Linked DNA regions of Homo sapiens: region 1 is linked to region 2. Evidence: chromatin loops called from intact Hi-C (ENCODE). Cell type or tissue: Calu3. All regions are shown on one strand. Region 1 overlaps AMPH (amphiphysin). Region 2 holds the start of LOC105375237 (a long non-coding RNA gene).

Region 1 (5,000 bases), 1.1 Mb after region 2:
ATCCCAGCATTTTGGGAGGCCAAGGCGGGCAGATCACCTGAAGTCAGGAGTTCGAGACAAGTCTGACCAACAAGGGGAAACCCTGTCGCTACTAAAAATACAAAAATTAGCCGGGCATGGTGGTGCATGCCTGTAATCCCAGCTACTCGGAAGGCTGAGGCAGGAGGAGGTGGGAGGCGGAGGTTGCGGTGAACCAAGATTGTGCCGTTGCACTCCAGCCTGGGCAACGAGAGCAAAACTCCATCTCAGGAAAAAAAAAAAAGAATTTTAATAATCACTTAAATCATACCACTCTGACATGACCACTAGTGCCCTTTGGTCTGTCTTCTTTTAGTCTTCCCAAATCACTGAGTATATATCAATTTTGCACTATAAAATTGAGACTGTACTATCATGTATTTCTGACCTTTCTACTTAATTTTATTGAGCATATTTTCATGTCATAATATTGTGTTTGCAAAAACATATTTGCCCATAGTATTCTCTCAGTTGGTTGTACCAACCCCTGATTATTGGCCACAAGTTGCTTCCAACTTTTTTGTTGCTTCACCAGCACTTCGATAAACATCTCTTTATATATTATTTCATGTTTATGTCTTCTATTGATTCTTAGTAGAGATAGGAAATGAAATTGAAAGAGGTGAATAATTTTAAGTCTTTTGTCCTTCAACAGGGGCATATTATTTACATGAATTGGCAAATGAAAGTCAGTGTTCCTACTGATTTTGAATATACCTGGGTTCACATATCCCACCGCAGCTACTTGCAGGCCTGTTCCTGCTAGTGGCTGTTTTTTGTGTTTTTTTTTTTAATTGACTCAAGAATTATCATGACTTCCAGAGCTGCCTCTAGTGTCACTGAAACTATCTCTTTTTTCTACAAGTAAAAGACCATACAGAAGTCATGGTGATACTATTTCTTCTCAGTGTTCTCAGGGTCTGGAATAATATTTACATTTTACAAGAGGTGCTAATGCAGTACTATAATTACTGAGTACATCAATCACTACACTATGCGTAATATGCCGATTATAATCACATCATATTAATAATAGCAGAGATGGTGTATTGATAATAATAGGGACCTCAGAAAATAAAAACTCAGACACAATGCAGTGGCAAATCATGATTTTTCATTCTTTTCAAGCACACTTATCAATAGGCAAAATGCTTTGAGCTATTGTTTTCTTTCTTCTGTTGTATGCATAAGATGCTGAGTTTGATAAAATTAACTGGGGCTTGAGATGTGATTTAGCAGCTCCTTTGAGAATGGTGTTTATCGGTGCATGGCCAGATTGTATGTCTGTGGATACCGAGATGCCGCCAGGGATAGCTGTCTTAGTGCCAAAGGATCTTACCCAGCATCTCCCAGTTGTCCTGGGACAAACTTGAGCAATTCTAATTTCCAAAGTTGTACAGTCCCTTTGCATTTGCTACTGCCCAGCTTCATTCTCTTTGTTCGCTACATGAATTTTCGAACTGGGAGTGTTTTAAGGCAACAATACCCTTACTCAGTTGCTTTGACCTGGACCCTCCAAGAGCATCCTCTCAGTTCCATCACAAATAGAGACTTTGGTCACCTAGAAGCCTTGTGTGCTTAGCTGAGGACATCCCCATTTGGTAGACAAGGCAACTGAAGTAGAGACAACATGACATGCAGACTCATTGTGAAGTAAAGATGAGGTTCAGAAGTGTTCTTTCTTTTTAAATGTTTTTTCTTTGTATTTGTAATTTGCTGGCTCATAGGTAAGGACACTTGATGGTGGGGGGAAAAAGGATCAAAGCACTTTTGAAAATTACAGATGCCAGGAGAGTCCCCTAAGTACTTAAAAGAGCATTCGCTTTTGCTGGTACTGTTGAGTGAGAGTGATGGGAAAAGTTAAGAACTGGGGCAGAGGAAGTGCCTTTCCAAACAGAAGCATGTTCCAGCTGCAGCTCCTGTGAGGACACTATTCCCGGGTCTGCTTGCCTAGGCTTTGCTAGTGCTTTATGCATAACCCCAAGGCTGCTGGGAAAGGAATGTGGGAGCTTTCAGTGTCTCTCCATCAATACCTCTTATATCTCACTGGCTGTGTGTCACATCCTTCAGTCTTCCAGGCAATTTTGGAAGAACTAAGCACCAGAGACATTATAGGAGTGCATTTTCGGGGGCACAGCCTTATTTATATTGTTTTCTTCTAATCTGGGGAGGAGTCAGAAAGGGGTTTCTGCCATTTTTCTAAATCTGAAAAGCGACATGGCTCTAGCAGCTGGACCACAGAGTATGACTTGGAGTGTTTCCATGGATTAAATGACCATTTGTCTCATGTCAAGATGTCAAAAGCGGGAGTGAAACAGGGATTTATATTTCTGTCTGCTTTCTGGTTTATTGAGTGACATAATCTGGCTTTAATTAAAAATATACAGATGCTGTCTCTCCCTGAAGCATCTTGGCAGTTTCTTCAGTGGCTTGTTCCTCTGTAGCTATAAATAGCCATTTTATGTTACTTCAGCCCATCCAGCAGTTTCTGATTTGGCAGGTCTGGGATGAGGTCAGGAATCTGCATTTCTGAGGAAAATGCTGCTAATGCTGCTGGTGTTGGCACCACACTGTGGGAGCCACTGTTTAAAGTTATCAGGATTCCACATGGCACTAATCAGTGACCATTAACAAAGCACCACAGTGAATTAATAGATTTATTCCAGAGAAATACCCAGCTGAGTCAAGTGTGTGCTATGACTGACCATTCATAACTGCTCCCTTCAAAACTAGTGTGACTCAAAGTCTTCCATATTTAGGGTAGTTGGACACATACACATACACATGAGTGCTTATAACCTTAGATGTGTTGATCAGATTATAGGTCGAGCTACGTATTATAAGTGAATGAACTGTATCATCCAGACAATAATGTATTTGATAATCTACAGATAAATAGATAAAAGAGAATAAATAACAATACCTGGGAAAAATGAGATGCTAACTGCAAGGAAGTACAGCATTGAAAACTAGACAGCTTTGATGTACCTGAAAAGGTTTTCTCTGACACATATAGCAATATAGGATGATCCGTCTACATTTATTTTAATTTTTTTAAATGAGTCATTTACATTTAGAAGATTGATCTATGTCCCCAGCTTGCTATTTTTATCATGCACTTAATGGGGGAAGAAAAGCATTTGTGTTATTCCTGCCCAGAAGCTCAAAATGTAATGACTGAAATGTACCCAGTCTCAGATGGATTTGTTTGTCTCCTCCACCAAGCACCATCACGGTGATGATTCTCTCCTGAGTGTGTCCTGGGATTGAAGACAGAAATCCATTAGATCTGGAGAGCCCTCTAATGGCCCAAACTTTAAATGTAGCATAGAATTTTTTCTGGTAAATGTTCTTATCTGCTTGTAGGGAGATGCCCCGTGGTTATGACCCAATGGTTTACTTGCTTTTCTGGTTTTGTGTTTACAAAAACAGATCTTCCAAAGGTCCAAAAAATTGTTCCCTATTTTTCCATCCTAAGAACTTAGAAATCCATTCTCTCTCTTTTTCTTTCCCTTCCTCTTTGTGTGTTTGTGTCCCTACATTATTCTTTTAAAACAGCATTTTCCAAAGCATGTTTATGAGGAAAACTAGTATCATTAGATGCTTTGAAAAGGGAGTCTCTGTTTACATGAGACTGAGGGGCTACATCCCTTTTGATTTTTCACAGTTTACATCGGCATGTTTAAGGCTCTGAAAAGTTCTGTAACAAAGTTCCATTCAACTTTGTTTAGGGAAGAATTTCTCAGTCTCTCCTTCACCCCCAAAATATGCTTTCCTAGGAAATGGGTGTTTGGTAAAACACTTTAAGAAATAAAGATTTAAAAGATATTTTGTCCCTGGAAATCAAATCTATTCCATATAAATATGATTCTAACAAGAGATCAAGACAAAAAATAAAGCAATCATGTATGTGTGTATATACACACGTATATGTATATATACATGTGTATATACACATATATATACGTGTATATAACGTATATATGTATATATACATGTGTATATATGTGTATATACACACGTATATATGTGTGCATGTGTATATATACATGTATATGCACACATAAATATGTGTGTATGTGCAAGGTTATTTCTCTCTCTTTTTCAATTCTTGTCCTCAGAAAATGTTTTGGGGCCAGACATGGTGACTCACATCTGTAATCTCAACACTTTGGGAGGCCAAAGCAGGAGGATTGCTTGAGGCCAGGTGTTTGGGACCAGTCTAGGCAACACAGTGAGACCCTGTCTCTACAAAAAAAAAAAAAAATAGCTGGGCATGGCAGTATGTGTCTGTAGTCCCAGCTGCTCAGAAGGCTGAGAGGCAGGTGGATCTCTTGAGCCCAGGAGGTCGAGGTTACAGTGAGCTATGATCACAGTACTGCATTCCAGCCTAGGTGACAAGAGCGAGACCCTGTCTCAAAAAAAAAAAAAAGAAAGTGTTTTGGATTGGCTTTTCTTCTAACTTGATGACTGGATTTTAAATCCAATGTTCACCCTCCCTTTAGGATTATGGCCCTGAGCAAATATTTTTTGCTGGGGACCTCTTCCATATAAAAAGTTGGAGTCACTTGAAATAAGCTTATCAGCAACATTCTGATGGCCAGTCTCAGGGGTTTCCATAAGTGAAATGCCAAGCTGACCAAAAAGAACAGTCTCACCATCTTACCACTCACCCTCCTGGAAACAGGCCCCATCTTCATGCTCACAACACCTTTGTGGATAGGAGCCCTAGAGTTCCAGAAGCATATAATCGACCGTACACATGGAGTAGTGTTGGGGAGTGCTCCGAAGGGGAGATATGGCAACCAAAGCCCAGTCCTGGTACAGGCTCTCAGGATGCCCTGACCAGATGGCACTGCAGCTGCAGCTGGTCCCTTCTGCCAGAGGAAGACTTAGGAAACTGTAAGAAAGGTGCTCAAAAGCATGACGGTCCCCTTAGATTCAGGGCTTGGGGCAGGGTCCCTCTTTGCCAGAGTCTATCT
Region 2 (5,000 bases):
GAAACAGTAACACTCCTGATGAAAGTACTTGCACGGTTCTATGCAGGAATTGGCAGCTGGAATCTCAGGCAATCAACCGTTTGCAGCCTTCACCACTGGGCTTGTGCCTCAGTTGAAGGTGCTGGAGGGCATGCTTCTAATCATCACTAATCTACCACTTTAATACGGAAGCTAACTTTTTCACAGCTTTTTCATCAACACTTGTAGCTTTGCCAAATGGATATACATAACAGAAAACTCAGTGGTTCTCTTTTCCTTCCTGCCTCCCTCCCTCCGTCCCCCCCTTTCTCTTTTCTTTTCTTTCTTTCTTCCTCCCCATCCCTTCCCTTCCCTCCCTTCCCTTCCTTCTTTTTTTTTTTGAAACAGGGTTTTACTGTCACCTAGGCTGGAGTGACATCATCAGAGTTCACTGCAGCCTCGATCTGCTGGGCTCAAGCCATCCTCCCACCTAAGCCTCCCGAAGAGCTAAGACCACAGGTGTGCACCACCACCCCAAGCTAATTTTTGTATTTTTAGTAGAGACAGGGTCTTGCCATGTTGGCCAGGCTGGTCTCAAACTCCTGGGCTCAAGTGATCTGCCCGCCTCAGCCTCCCAAAATGCTGGGATTACAGGCATGAGCCACCATGCCTGGCCATGACCTAGTGGTTCTTGAAGTCTTTAAACCAGCCTTCACTTGCACTAAGAAAAAGTACTTCGATGCACTTTTAATTTTTTTTAAGTCTTCATTTATTATCATGCCTCTTCTTCTTTCATTGTGAGAAAACTTGTGAGATCTTTTTTTTTTCTTTTTTTTTTCTGAGATGGAGTTTTGCTCTTGTTGCCCAGGCTGGAGTGCGGTGGCGCAATCTCGGCTCACTACAACCTCCGCCTCCTGGGTTCCGGCAATTCTCCTGCCTCATCCTGCCTCAGCCTCTCAAGTGGCTGGGATTACAGGCGTCCACCAGCACACCTGGCTAATTTTTTTTTTTTAAGTAGAGACGGGGTTTCACCATGTTGGCCAGGCTGGTCTTGAACTCCTGACCTCAGGTGATCCACCCGCCTCAACCTCCCAAAATGCTGGGATTACAGGCATGAGACACTGCGCCTGGCCATGAGATCATTTTAAAACATTAATGTACTGGGAAGAATCAAATATGAACTACAAGATGTGTTATAAACATCACTCCCTTGTTTACTAACCGTGTATGAGCTAATTTGCAGCAAGGATCAGGCATTGTAACAGCCTCATGAAGTTGTGAAGATTAAACGAAGTGACACATGTGAATCATTGAGGACAATGCTGGGCAAATAGTAAGTGCTTAAAAAGTTATTTTGATTATAATCATATTTGTTTAACCAATCCCCTCTTAGTTTTCCTGCTCCATTTGGAACTACACACCACTCTAGAACCTATTTTTCGAGTTTTTCCTATTTTCACAGTGGTTAGCTCAGATCAGAGCCTTCAGTAATTTCTCTCAGGCCTGGAGTTCCTGGGACTGATTATGTGTGAGAATTTACAAATATGGATTCACTTACAAAGTCCATTCCTGTGTAGCATAGTTTGGCTTTAATTTAGAAACATTTCGCTCATTTAATTTTAGGAACAAGTATAATGATAAAACAAATACATCTCGAATAGGTGCAGCCCTTCAGACTATATACTTTTATTTTCAGAATGATAACTTCAAGGCACCTAGATAATTACGAAACAATAAAAAGTTATATTATTTATTGTGTTTTCTCAGGGAAGGATGGGCATTGACTGTCTTATAGGAATATTCTTTTTTTTTGAGACAGAGTCTTGCTCTGTCACCTAGGCTGGAGTGCAGTGGCATGATCTCGGCTCACTGCAACCTCTGCCTCCGGGTGCAAGTGATTCTCCTGCTTCAGCCTCCAGAGTAGCTGGGATTACAGGCGCGCCCTACCACGCCCTGCTAATTTTTGTATTTTTAATAGAGAAGGGGTTTCACCATGTTGGCCAGGCTGGTCTCGAACTCCTGACCTCATGATCCGCCTGCCTTGGCCTCCCAAAGTGCTGGGATTACAGGCGTGAGCCACCATGTCTGGCAGGAATATTCTAAAATATAAAAAGAAACAAACTGGGCATATTGGTTAACCCTGAGTTATGGATAAAGTTCAAGTTGAGAAATCTTGCCTTTCTTCAAGCAGTTTAATTACTCAAGGTAGAATCTCTTTAATAAGTAACACTATATTTATTAGATTTTCAAGGAAATATTACTTGTGCCGCATAAACGGCACTTCATTGATATTTTGAAAAAGCTACTATATCTTAAACACTATAAATTTTCCTAAATTCCCCTCTTTTGAATTCTTTTGGTAACAACAGCCATGACAATAGAGATAACTAAGATTGCTCTCATGTTTGCTGTGTGCCAAGGCCCTGTGATTCACTAAATGAACTCAATGCTAAAATTGTCCTTTAATCTGGACTTTGCCTACGTATGTGAACTTGGCACTGTGTTAAAATCAAACATTTGTGTCGTTAGGACTTTTTTTTTTTTTTTTTTTTGAGACAAAGTCTTGCTCTGTCACCCAGGCTGGAGTGCAGCGGCATGATCTCGGCTCACTGCAACCTCTGCCTTCTGGGTTCAAGTAATTCTCCTGCCTCAGCCTCCTGAATAGCTGGGATTACAGGCGCGCGCCACCACACCCGGCTAATTTTTGTATTTTTAGTAGAGACAGGGTTTCACCATGTTGGTCAAGCTGGTCTCGAACTCCTGACCCCTCACAAAGTGCTGGGATTACAAGCGTGAGCCACCGCGCCCGGCCAGAACTTTTGAAAGGAAATTTACAAAGGTAGTTATTGGATAAAAGCGTGATAGAGTAGTTAGCACCAGGTGGCGCTAAAGGACTGAAATTGGAAACGGCTACGGTATTTGGTCCTCTTACCTGAGGGCCGGGGAAGGGCGATGCTCCTGGTTTAATGGCTGTGTTACAGGAAGGAAGGACAAGCATTTGCCTTCCTATGCCCTGTTACGAACAGATGCTAGGATTGCGCCTGTCACATTGTCTAGTTTCCCTCCCTGGAAAGTTGAACTCCCTAAAGGTAGACACAGTAACCTTACTGTGGTCTCAAGTGAACAAAAGGCCCCATAGTTTTTCTAAAGAAAAGTGAAAACAAATATCACATGAAATTGCTTTTTGGAATGCGTTTAGTCTTGCTCTCACCTTTGTAGGTATCCAGGAATGGAGACTGGACAAAGGTAGCCAAACGAGAAAACATCTCCCAGAATTCCTTGCCTCGGGAGTAGACAGTGCAAAATCCTTCCCACCAGTTTGGGGTTTATTATTTAATGCACTTCCCCTTTCCTAGACATTTCCAATGTGCTCGTAAGTGTTTTTCTCTCTGGCTGTTACCAGGAGGATAAAATCTCAGAATGGAGACCATAGATATAAGAATAAAAATAAAATCCTTCCACCGGCTTTCTAAGGGGATAGCAGGAGAAAGAACAGGAAGTGAAGTAAAAAGCCTCGCTGCAAGTAAACGTAAAACCCCGGGAGCCTGGGAAACAGAAGCTGCCAAATTAAAGAATGGCAACAGTTCCTGCAAGGAGTCAGGCACAGGGGAGGCTCCTTCCTTGGGCAGAGTTACTGGGACATTGAGAGGGAGGCTTTATGGAAAGCGACTTTCGGAGGTAGATTGAGAAAGAAAAGATGTTTAAAAAAGTGCCTGAGATTTCTACCATCAGCTCTTTCTTTTCTGAAAGTCAAGTCTACTAAAAAACCAGACCAATAGCTAAGTATCTTGCTCAATTTACATAAATCTCTTGCAATACGCATCACTACGGGCCATTTGTGATACAAGGTTTGCGCCAAGTAATTCACTTATGTCAGCAATCCACCAGCCAGTCTAACCCAGTCTGACCCAGGCATCCACATAGAGCGAGATGTTGCTGCCATTCCCTGTTTATGGAATTTTTCTGCTGTCTTAGGGAGGCTGATCATGGAAACTCCTGAGTGCAGTATTCCAAGTACAGTAGCACCAGGAATTGCATTGTGGGCTTAGAATGAAGCAATTTATCCCTTCTGTCCCCACTCCATTCCCTCCTTATTTCAAGGACCTCCATGAGACAAGGGAGAGAAGAAGGCGGTGGGAATGGCTAAGTGTCCCAATGTCTCTGGCTTAGTTCTAAGCATTTTGCTTCACGTAACCTGGAGATCAGGTCGTTCCTTGGCCAACCGGGAGAGGCTTTCTCCTCCTAGGCCTTCTGTGTTTGTTTCATTTATTTCAACATTCTCATGTGAAACCATTAAGATATTTTGCTGCTAAATGGAATTCATTCAGCCTGTAAGAACTGTAAGATCAAAGAAGGGGTATTATTAGTTTTTCAACAGTTGATCCTAAGGTTGGAAATGTGGTGATGAGGCTGGGTGTAATGGCTCATGCCTGTAATCTCAGTGCTTTGGGAGGCTGAGGTGGGAGAATCACTTGAGGCCAGGAGTAACGAACATAGTGAGACTCTGTCTCTCAAAAGAAAAAATATGCAAAAATTATCTGGACATGGTGGCACACAGCTGTATTCCTAGCTACTCAGGAGGTTGAGGCAGGAAAATCGCTTGAGTCTAGGAGTTTGAGGCTGCAGCGAGCTATGACCATGTCACTGCACTCTGGCCTAAGTGACAAAGCGAGACCCTGTCTGAGGGAAAAAAAAAAAGTGTTAAAGAATATCTCTTCTTCCCACAGATAGCCAGTGATTCTACAGGAAAACATACTCCACCTTTCTAGGTTTTCATTTATTCAAGCCCTCAAAAGGATTCTATAAACATGGGCTCATCTAGACTGAAGTATAAATAGGTTTAAGATGGGAAAATCACATGGAAAAATGAACATGGTATTAGGAGACCAAACGTGAGTCTTGGTGTCGCCGCTGATGTGCTGTGGTGTAAACGGTTTGGGTGTCAGTTTCTCAGCAGCAAAATGAATGTAATGCAAGGCAGATGTTGCCCCCACCTTAGTCAGCACTGGGAAAGAGGGATCACTTGCCTATATTGACAGCCC

Evidence for each region. A loop is a pair of places that touch in the nucleus more often than their neighbours do. Peaks named below come from ENCODE experiments on the same cell type or tissue, not always from the same donor. Only the 100,000 strongest peaks of a DNase experiment are listed, where the experiment ranks them.
Region 1: a loop joins it to region 2, with 14 times the contacts of the local background. A loop is called at or near these places in 1 of 110 quality-filtered maps.

What each region holds. Positions count from the first base shown.
Region 1 is chr7:38,450,344-38,455,343 of GRCh38, reverse strand. The region is part of intron 11 of AMPH (amphiphysin); the gene reads left to right. Among named protein-coding and RNA genes, the nearest start is that of TRG-AS1, 110 kb to the right of the region's middle. RefSeq lists enhancers at 901-1,070, 1,787-1,956 and a cis regulatory region at 1,871. In Calu3, no CTCF peak of the experiment used is centred here; no DNase peak of the experiment used is centred here.
Region 2 is chr7:39,517,938-39,522,937 of GRCh38, reverse strand. It overlaps LOC105375237 (a long non-coding RNA gene), which reads left to right and starts at 436. Exons shown (of 4, transcript XR_927183.2): 1 at 436-477; 2 at 1,202-1,291. In Calu3, a CTCF peak has its summit at 2,845 (motif pointing right); a DNase peak (open chromatin) is centred at 2,837.